2 separate regions of the Homo sapiens genome follow, and region 1 is linked to region 2. A link is a contact called in ENCODE Hi-C or POLR2A ChIA-PET data. All regions are on one chromosome and are shown on one strand. The core of a region is the stretch at or near the end of the contact, and the rest is flanking DNA. Distances in the headings are between cores, read along the strand shown.

Evidence for each region. A loop is a pair of places that touch in the nucleus more often than their neighbours do. ChIA-PET counts read pairs that join two places held with the same protein, here RNA polymerase II (POLR2A). Pooled maps may share reads with other maps.
Region 1: a pooled map shows a loop between it and region 2 (2.4-fold over the local background). The contact joins two enhancer-like sites. A Hi-C loop is called at or near these places in 2 of 50 pooled maps. POLR2A ChIA-PET finds 5 or more read pairs at or near these places in 3 of 52 experiments (A673, activated CD4-positive, alpha-beta T cell and activated T-cell).

Annotation. Positions count from the first base shown.
Region 1 is chr3:18,722,454-18,727,727 of GRCh38, forward strand. No RefSeq gene overlaps it. Among named protein-coding and RNA genes, the nearest start is that of SATB1-AS1, 280 kb to the left of the region's middle. Within about 2 kb of position 3,283, at least 5 of the 41 ENCODE cell types and tissues checked have a DNase peak (open chromatin) inside an H3K27ac peak, as active enhancers do.
Region 2 is chr3:18,528,011-18,533,238 of GRCh38, forward strand. It overlaps SATB1-AS1 (SATB1 antisense RNA 1), which reads left to right. Exons shown (of 7, transcript NR_125803.1): 7 at 1,971-2,104. Among named protein-coding and RNA genes, the nearest start is that of SATB1-AS1, 85 kb to the left of the region's middle. Within about 2 kb of position 3,786, at least 2 of the 41 ENCODE cell types and tissues checked have a DNase peak (open chromatin) inside an H3K27ac peak, as active enhancers do.

The DNA.
Region 1 (5,274 bases), core at 2,033-4,532, 190 kb after region 2:
ATCATAGAGCTTGAGTAAGCCAGAAGAAATACCTGCTTCAAATTCTCTGACATCATCAACATCACTTCTACCATCATCTGGCATTTTTAGCAGTAAAATAGTACCTCCTGGGGCCAGCCTGCCATGTTTGAGTCCCAGCTCCATAACTTCCTAACTACATAAGCCTGGACACTTTGTTTAATCTTTCCAATCTTTGAATTCTTCATCTGTAAGTAAGAATCAAAATATCAGTAGCTATTTTATAATATTGTTTTAGGAAACAAATGAGATAATATGAATTGTTTACCTGTAGTAAACAATTAATAAATTTTAGTTTTTATAATTATTACAGCGCCTAAACAAAGGAAAAATAACCATGTTATGGGCTGGGGAAAGAAAGATGCTGAAGTGATGATTTATGATATTCGGGAGGTCTCATCTCTTTGAAAAGATTAAAAATAAACATGAAAAATAAATAGCAATGAAAGTCAACACAAAGTCAGAGCTCAATGAATGATAAAGATGAGGGTGTCAAAAGTCACAGAAACAAAAGCACCTTGTTTTCAAATTATATTTATTAAGCAAGTTTCTAGACTTCATGGTCACATAAAAATGTATTACGCAAGTTGTAATTTGTAGGGTATGTGGGATATATCTGGGCCACTGATATGCTGATATTGGTCTGTAATATTCAGAAAAGTTTTCAACCAATTTTTAGGTATAAGGATATTTCATATAAAAATTTGGAGTTTGATTTTTTCCCCCTTTTTAATCAAGACATCTTACACTCTGTTTCTCTAACTCTGCATGTCAACAATTACTTGGGACAAGTAGCGACTACCTTTCTTACAAAAGTGAATGATCTCTCTGATTGACTACAGATCTCATCACTCCCTATTGCTTCATGAATACTGTGGTTAATTACACATCTCTATTAGCACTGCCCTTGTGCTGTTGCTTTTCTTATGTTACATAAATGTGTGTGTTTTTTTCAACCTCTTTTTTTGTGGAAGTAAAGAGCATTACTACATGTTTCCCATGTGTCTTAATCCATTTTCTGTTGCCATGACAAATTACCTGGGACTGGGTAATTTTTAAAGAAAAATGTATTTAGGTCATAGTACTAGATGCTGGGAAGTCCAAGATCAGGTGGCTACATTAGGTGAGGGCTTTGTGCTGCTTCACAGCATGAGAGAAAAGCAGAAGTACAAGTGAGCACAAGCAAAAGGAAAAGAAACAAAGTGGGGTTATCTGCTCTGTAACACTGCTCTTGTGAGAACTATCCCTATCCTGAGGGAAGTGCACTAATCCCTTCCTGAGGCCTAGGCCCCCATAACTCAAAAACCTCCCACCTCCCACCAGGTCCCACCTCCCAACATTGCTGCATTAAGGAATAAAACTTTCACCATATAAACTTTTGGGGGGACACATTCAACCCACAGCACCATGCAGACAAATGCCTCTTATTCCTGGTTTGCTTTACTCACTTATCTGATTGTGTCCTGTAGGCTTGTGAGTGTCTGTCCTGAATAATTTTCAAAGATTTAGATGTGAAATGACACTTGAAGAATGCTTCATTTTAAAAAATGTGCAAGGAGGTAAGTGATACAGGAGCGAAAAACAAATGTGACAAAGATCAAAGGAGGGGGTTGATATTATCAGATAATTTTTCATAGGGGAGGTATGTCTGGAAGGACACATAGGTCCTCAGGCTAGGAGGATGGCATTGGACAAGCAAATATCTAAACTCCACAAAACAGCTGTCTAGAGACCCTCAACATATTTTTCTCAATCACCAAATGTAATCACAGTGCTTCTTTACTTAAAAACTGTCAGTGGCTTCCTATTGTCTTCAGGATAAAAATCCAAGCTCTTTAGATTGACTTAGGAACCTTTTAGATGTGGTCTTTGGCTACCTTCCTATGCTTGTTTTGAAAGGCAGCCCCGAATCTCCCACGTTAGCCGCTGTGAGCTAGCCACACTCAAGGGCTTGCCGTTCCCTCAAAATATCAAACAATTTTACATTTTGAACTTACTGTTTGTTTAAATTTACTCCTGCCCCAACCCACTGTCACCTCTTTTGAGAAACTTTCTCTAATACCGTCTTACTCCAAAACTGAGTTTGGGACTTCTTCTCTGGGTTCATGAAGCACAATAAACAGGGCTGCATCTTCCATTATGCCTTCTGAGCTGTAAATCTCTTAATTAATTCATCTCCCTCAATGGACTCTCTCCTTGACCAGGGGGATCAGAGTCCAGCCCTGTGAGGATGCCACGGTAGGGCTTGTTAGCCCTGAGGGAGGAAGTAAGTATAGGAGCTAGGGAGTCACTTTACTAGCTAGGTGAGCATTATAGGAAAGTTCTTTCTGTTGAAAATGAGCTGTCAGCCAGGGCTTCCCTGCCTCTCAGGGATTTGTCAGTTCACTGTGAACTTCTCTGGAAATTCAGAGCCCCGCTTCATAATTTTCGCAAATTCCTGATAGTTTGCTTCCTTATGCATCTGTCCATCAACGTTCCAGCTGTCGTGTTAGTCCTTGTTTTCATCCTACATTGTCCTGGAGGCAACATTGAATCCCTCCACCAGTTCATGAAAGATCCTCTAGAAATTAGCTTTGTGCTGGTTTACTTATTTTACTGAAAATTTGAGGGGTCAAAGAATATGTCACTATACAAAGAACATACTCTACAAACCTAATTCAGCATAATACTCATCTTCTTTAAGACATTGTCAGGGTATATCTGTAAGCAAATGTTCTTCCCTTTTTAGGAGTAAATAGGCTGCCAGCTGTTAATATAATGACATTTCTACATCCTAAACTCATGTTGACCCAAAGTCACTGCCTTAATATCTTTCTATTCATTTGCCTTAGTTCTACACTGGGGAATAATAAAAAAAGAATTTATCTTTTACAAGACAGATTTCAAATCTATCATATAGTTCTAATCTTTTACAGGTCAAGCATCCTTTGTGTCTTTATCTAGAATTGGGGGCCCTGAGAGGCAATTATTTTTTTCAATGAGAAAAAAGTTCACAGACTTTCATAGTAATATTTTTGGGAGTTTTTATGTGAAAACCTTTTCTCAAGTTCACCCTAAATTGATTCTGTGAAATCTCAGCTTTCTGTTGCCTTCAGGTGGATGAACACTTTCATAGGCAAGTAAAATAGATTGTTACACCTGACTTATTTACACAAAGTAAAAAATAGGTTACAGCCTTTTAATTTAAGCTGATCAACTTTATTATTTCTCTTTGGATGAAAGCATGTGCAATGTTTTCTGTGGTTTGGGTGTAATTTCCTGCCAGAGGGGGATGTGGAGGCGGAGGGGAAAGGAGGGGTTGCTGAGTTTTGCCATCAAATTCTTAAGTCCAGCTGCTCTCTTTTAAGTGTCAATGACCTTACTCTATAGCATCCAGACTGGTCAAGGTCCCTATAATGAGAAAACCAAATTACAGGTATGTAATTTTCACAGTTTTCTGCCGGGATCTCCAAGTTGGTGACAAATTGATATACTACTGTCTGTACGGAAGACTGCTTTCAGAAAACAGGCCACTCTCAGTTGAAACACTATGCCTGAAGGATTGCGCAATTTTAAACTTCCGAGATATAAAAAACATCCTTCACCCAAGTCTCTTGTAGAATGTTGAACTATAGAGCATATTGTTTAAGCTTGGAAAGCCCTGCCAGAACAACAAGATGTGAGAAAAATCTTCAGGCACCAGGAACAAGGAGATCATGGAAAAGCAACTAACAATGGGAAGATAACGTATGTCATGGGACTAGAATCTCAAATTGTGAATTTTGTTATACATTCCTCTGCCAAACTTTTAGACATTCACAGTTAGTCAATATGTCCCTTATAGTTACATATTTTTCTAGACAGTAATTTCCTAAGATCATAATAAAAAACAGTAATCATTATAGAAATAGAAATAAGTAACATTTATTGAGATTTCCCTATGTGTCAAGTTCAGTTCTAAACACTCCCCATGCATTCACTTATTTGATTCTTACAACCAATGCATGAGGTACAAATTATTATTGTCCTCATTTTGCAGGTGAGAACACTGAGGCACAAAGAAATATGTAATTTGTCTAAGGTTGTACTGTCAGCAAAGGGTTGGGACCAGGGGTCAACCCAGGCAACCTGTCTCTGGTGCTCTCATGCTGTTACCAAACTGGACCTCTGGAAGGCACAGTGTCATTTTCCATAGGAGCAGAGAAATAATTGGGTGGTGTATTCCTGACCAAGAGCTTAGCTATGCTTAAAAGTAAATGATCAAGCTACAGTGACCCCTTGGTATGTGTGAGGGATTGGTTCCAGGACCCCCATGTATACCAAAATCTGCACTTACTCAAGTCCCTCATTCAGGCTTGCAGAACCTGCAAATGCTGAAAGTTGGCTGTCCATGCAGGCAGGTTTCGCATCATATGAATGCTGTATTTTCCATCTGCATTTGTTTGAAAATTATCCACATGTAAGTAGACCCCAGAAGTTCAAACCCATGTTGTTCAAGGATCAACTGTAATGTCAAAAAACTAAAAATATAACTAAATGGATCTCTTCTCAGTAGAAATGGTGGATAGTCAAGCTGAGATTTTCGTCAGCAGTTCCCAAAGGTGGCAGAAATGGGCCCTAATCCTGGAGTTATTGAGTCAGAGGTCAAGAATGAGAATTTACATTTCTAACATTTCTCCAGGTGATTCTAATGCAGATCTGTATTAGGAGATCACAGATCTAAGTTTCATTTTTAAACACCTCTTGAGCCTGGATGAACAAAGGTTAAAAAAAAAAAGAAAACTATTGCTGTATAAACAGAGGTGAAAAAAACAGCCATGACTTCAAGGTGTTCAAAAACAACTCACGGTTTGCATAGGATGAAGGGAAATAGGCAAATAAGCTGCTGTGATACAGTTTAACAAAATTTCTTATAGAGCGAAGAGAACAATAGCAATTCCAAGAAAGGAAAAAGGACAAGGAAAATCAGAAAATGCTTGGTAGAGGAAGTGACATTTAGGCTGAATTATCTGAAAAGATGAGGATGAAGTAGTTACTCAAGAAAGGGAGATTAGAGGAAGAAGGGCCAGATACAAGGACACATGTTTTTTCAACAATAACTAATGCATATTTGCAATGTGCTGGGTATTTTATTATGTGATGGACATGGAATATGTGCAAATGAACATAGAGGTTAGAGTTTGTGGCTTATTCAAGGAGCTGAGAGTAGTCAATTTTGTTTAGATGTGCCACAAGGTAAAAAGAGGAATGGTCAAAGAGGTCACAGGTTCTGTTCCC
Region 2 (5,228 bases), core at 2,536-5,035:
TTGCTGTGGGACTGCTGGGCACCCAAATAATGCACCCAAATAATTTGATAGCTCTTGTTACACAGCTCTTCTTGGACTAAAAGGCCCTCAGCATTCCTGTCAATTTCTACACTCCTGAAGCTTCATCTGGTAATTCCCTGACTTATGCAGTACCACCCCACTCCTAGAGTGTCTTTAGAGGTGTTTGCTTTCTTCTTAAAGCTATTATCCTCTTGTTCTTCGAGGGCTTATTCTTAGGGGACTTGGAGGGCTTATTAAGCCCTAAGACTCAATCATTAGCAACCAAAAAATTAACTTCTACTCTCCCAAGGTCAGGGACAGCATAATCTTAAAATACAGTGGTTAGGGAAAATATTTGCATAACGTATTTTAAAGAATGCACAGGAAGGGAAGGCAAATATAGAGGAGGAAGATGATTTAAGAGAGTAGAGCAGAAAATATACAGCTGCCACAAAAATTTAGAATTGCAGAACCAGCTAAAGGTAGGTGTTTGTTCTGCTTACTAATAAAGCATACACCAAATACAATTATTTGGAAGCCTATAATTTTTTAGGGTAAAATTTTTTAGGTGTTCTTCTAGTCTTACCCCATTATTTTAAAGATGTAAAAACTGGATCCCAAAGAGGAGAAATGACTTGGTTAAGCTCACACAGAAACTAGAATCCTACATCCTTTGTATTGTATCAAATGCTTTTATGATTACCATATGCTGCCTTTTTAAGGCCTGTGATCTCCAGAGAGAGATTTCAGCTTTTTGATATGCCAAACTAAGGAATTCTTAGTTGGCCTTTTTTTTCTTCTTGAGTTTGTGCTTGCTTAACCTAATGAGTAGGTAATAACCCTGTGTTTCCGAATTTCTTAAATCAGACTTTTTGGGGGATGAAATTTTGTTAATGATTCTGTTAAGAAATAATGTCTTTTACACTTTCTCAGCTGAAAGGCAAGGGGATGCAGGATGGAGGTTAGAAATACACAGCTGCCATAGTCTAATTCTTATATAGATATTATTGAGTGATTAAATGATCAAGAAAACTGCCTACTGCTTCTCTTTACTTTTCTGTATTTAGCAGGAACATGACCTTTTCTTTTTGATCCATAATGAGAGAGATGAAGAGAATATGAGAGAATATATGAGAAATGAAAGTGTGCTAAGAATCCACATAATTAAACACCCAAACACTTAGTTTATCATTCAAGATCCTTCATGATCTTGCCAATCTATTTTCCCAACTATATCCCATATTATCTCCCTTTGCATACAGTTTAATCCATACACTAAATAACTTGCTATTCTTTAAATGCTTTGTTTTTCTACCTCTGCCTCTATTTTCATACTGCTTTCTCTACCTGACATTCTCTGTCCCCAAACTGTTGCTATTCAAATTTGACTTAGCTTGGGTTACCTGAGATATAGACACTGAGACAAGCTTTTAAGGTTGAGTAATTTGTTAGAGAGTAAAGGTAGGAGAATGATTAAGTGAAAGAATGAAAGAAAGTTTATTTTGGAAGAGCATGTTATCAAGACAGCTTTCAGTTCCAGGAAGCAACTGAAGCATAATCCCACAGGGAAAGCTCTTGAAGCCCAGACAAGCTATTCTGCCTTAAAGTTATCCTACCCAAGGGGTAAGGGAGCTAAGTATTTATACACCAACACTCTTCAGATATTGCTTGAGAGCTGCTCCTAGAGACATTAATTCCAGAAGCTTCCAACCTGTTGAACAGGTGGCAGAGTGAGTTTCAGCAGTGAGAGGACACCCTTAACAAAGAACTACTGGTGCTAGGAGTTGGAAGTTGGGCCAAAGGGAAACAGATGCTAACAGGGAGGTAATATGAGAGGCACTGACAGCATCTGCTACAAAACTGTCCCCAAAAGAAAAGATGGGATACAGCTGGTTATGCTGCAGTTAAAAAGCAACCAAGTATTAATGGCTTAATACCACAAAAGTTTATTTTTCACTTCTTGTTATCAGGAGACCTCTGTGGATTCTATAACTCAAAGACCCAGGCTGACGGCTGGTGGAATAGCTACCATCTCAAACATGGCGTGATGCTGCATCAGAGAGAAAAATAAGCTCTTGCATTGACAATGAAATGTCTACCCTGTAGTGACTTGTGCTTACTTCCACTCACAAGTGATTGCCCAGAGCTACTTACCTGGCTCCAATCTACCACTGGGTGTGTACTTGCAATCTACCATGTACCTAGAAGATGAGAGAAACAAATTATTAATGATGACCACACCCCAATACTAACAACAATTGCAGAAGAATCAATGACTTAAACAAAAATGTGGCCATTGAAGGAATAGAAAATATAGTGAGTTTAGTGTAAATTTAAAAGTGATTTATAAGTAACATACAAAATCCAGAAACTATAAGAAAACAGATTCACAAATATAAATATATAAAGCTTTAAAAAAGTTTAATGTAACAAAAATGGCATAAAAGGAGTCAAAAGTTTTTAAAAAATATGTTAATGCAGTAGATTAGGTGCTAATTTTCTTAATATACTAATAACTCAATAAGAGAAATTTTGTATCTAGAAGAAAATGAACATGGAAATAGGCAATTCACAGATAATGGCATTCATCTGGCGAATAAAAAAATGTGTGACATTCAGAATAAAATAAAAATGAAATACTGGTTTTCAGCCATCACTTGAGCAAAACTGCAAAGATACAATGAGACTCAGGCATTCCCATATACTGTGGATGGGAGGGCAAAGACCTTCAACCTCTAATTTTATTTCTATTTTTAAACATGTATGTTAAAATTTTAAATGCTAATGTCCTCTTGACCCAATAATCTTATGTCTAAGATTTGAATCTGGAGATAAACTTGAACAAATGCATCTAGATTTATGTATAAGTATTAATATAGTTTAGATGTGTGTTCCCACCCAAATCTCATATTGAAATGTAATCCCCAGTGTTGGAGGTGGGTCCTGGTGTGAGGTGATTGGATTATGGGGGTGAATTTCTCAGGAATGGTTTAACATCATCCCCTACGGCCCTGTCCTTGCATAGTGAGGTGAGTTCTTCTGAGATCTGGTCATTTAAAGTGTGCAGCACCTCCCCGCCTCACTCTCTCTTGCTCCTGCTTTTGCTATGTGATGTGTGAGCTACTGCTGTGCCTTACACCATGATTTGAAGCTCCCTGAGGCCTCCCCAGAAGGAGATGCTGCCATGCTTCCTGTACAGCCTGCAGAATTGTGAGGCAATTAAACCTCGTTTCTTTATAAATTACCCAGTCTCACGTATTTCTTTATGGCAATGCAATAATAGACTAATACTAATATGTTCAGTGAAACATTATTTGTCATTATAACACCCCCATCCACCAATGTCCATAGATAGGAGATTAGCTGAATGATTTATAGTACATACTTATAACGAAGTATTATACAGCCATTGAAAAGCCTGAAATAGACTTTTGTGGGCTGAAACAAAAAGCCTAGGATAGAATATTGATGAAAAATGAAATACAAAAAGCAATCTATAGTGTGATTCCACTCGTGTGTGTGTCTTGCAGATGCATAGACAATTTGTGAGCGAATACGAGAATGTTAAGAGTGGCAGCCTTTGGGGAGGGCTAATAGTTCAGGGAGATAGAGCAGGGCTGTAGAGGATGTCAATTATTTTTTGGCGATGCTCACTCACCATTCCTTGTCTTTATAAAAAAAACCCTTCTCACTCACATACATGCTTTGAAGAAGGTGCTTCATTACTTCAACTCCAGAGATGCAAGATGAGACCCAAGCCTGGTAAAAGAGCCTACCCAATTTCACTACCCACATTGACTCATCAAGGGTGTTATGAGTTGAAAGTTGGTCAAACCTGAGAGAGTTTTGGGACTTGTATGTGAGCCCCTGGGACTATAGAAAACTCTTTTCTTCTGAGTGTGAGTCTGGAGGATGTATGCTTGAACTACTCCAGCCTATGAATGTTATGAAAGAGGAAACAAAACAATGAGGAAGAAGCATAGCGGATATGTCCAGAACAGATCATTGGACATTTCAGTTAAATAAACAACAATAAACAAACAAACAAACAAACAAACAAGCAATTTTTCCCCTTAGGGAACTTTGAATTAGGACCTATCTAGATGAGTTCTTTTCCTTTATTTTAATATTATGTTCAGTTTGAATAAATATATGTAGTTTTGTAGTAAAAAGCATTTTGTAAATAAGAAGGTTCTATCCACTTTGTAATCACACTTTTAAAAAGATGCACAATAGAAAGCTTGGATATATAAACTGAGACATTTCTAAATGTAATACAAGACAGCCATTAAAAAATAATGAGGTTTATTTATGTGTATTCATGTGGAAAGATACTCTAAAAGAGTGAGAAAATATCAGGTTCCAGAAAAATCACTTAGAATACATTTTCATTTATATAAAAGAAAAAGATGTTTATATGTTTATTACAATCCAAAAAGCTATACAGCAGATTAATCAGTTCCTAAGTATGGGGTTATGGGTGGGGGACTTCACTTCCTATTTTATACACTAATGTATGTAAATATTTTATCCCCATTCTTAGGTGATAAAGACCTCAAGGATGAGTTTCATCTCATCTTTGAATTCTTCAGATCACCTGCTCATATTAGATAACAAATATATGTTTGTGGAGTAAATGAGTTTGGAAAAAAGAAAACATAAAATTAATTAAGAGGAGGATTTTACTTCATAGAATAAGGAAAATCCAGCAGTTTTGTGTGTGTTAAAGGCAAATTTCCAATATTAGCAGATCCATAGGCTTTGAAAAAATAATCAGTTCACAAGACCCACCTCCCCCAATTCTAGCTGGTCCTTTGCAGCTAGAGTTACTCAGAGAATAAGTAACATTTTATGTGTTTTTTTTTTTTAACTGGAGATTTTTTTCATAGAGGTAGTAATAGTTAGGATATTTTAGGGTTATGCTATAGTAACAAGCCCAAAATCTCGGTGGTTTCAAAAGTAAAAGTGTATTTCTTATGTTTGAAACCACTGAGATTTCATGCCACATTTCCAAAGCAAAGTAGCAGTAGTACTGTTCATTCTAGTCACTCAAGAACTCAGCAGATGAAGTCTCTGTCTCAAAATGTGCATCCACAATCACACTGGAAAGGAAAAGTCATGGCAAATTCTGCAATGTTTCTTCAAATTGTCATCTGGAGGTGACGTACACTCTTAGGTTTCATTGGACCATGCAAATCACATGAACATGTCTCACTTCAAGGAGGTAG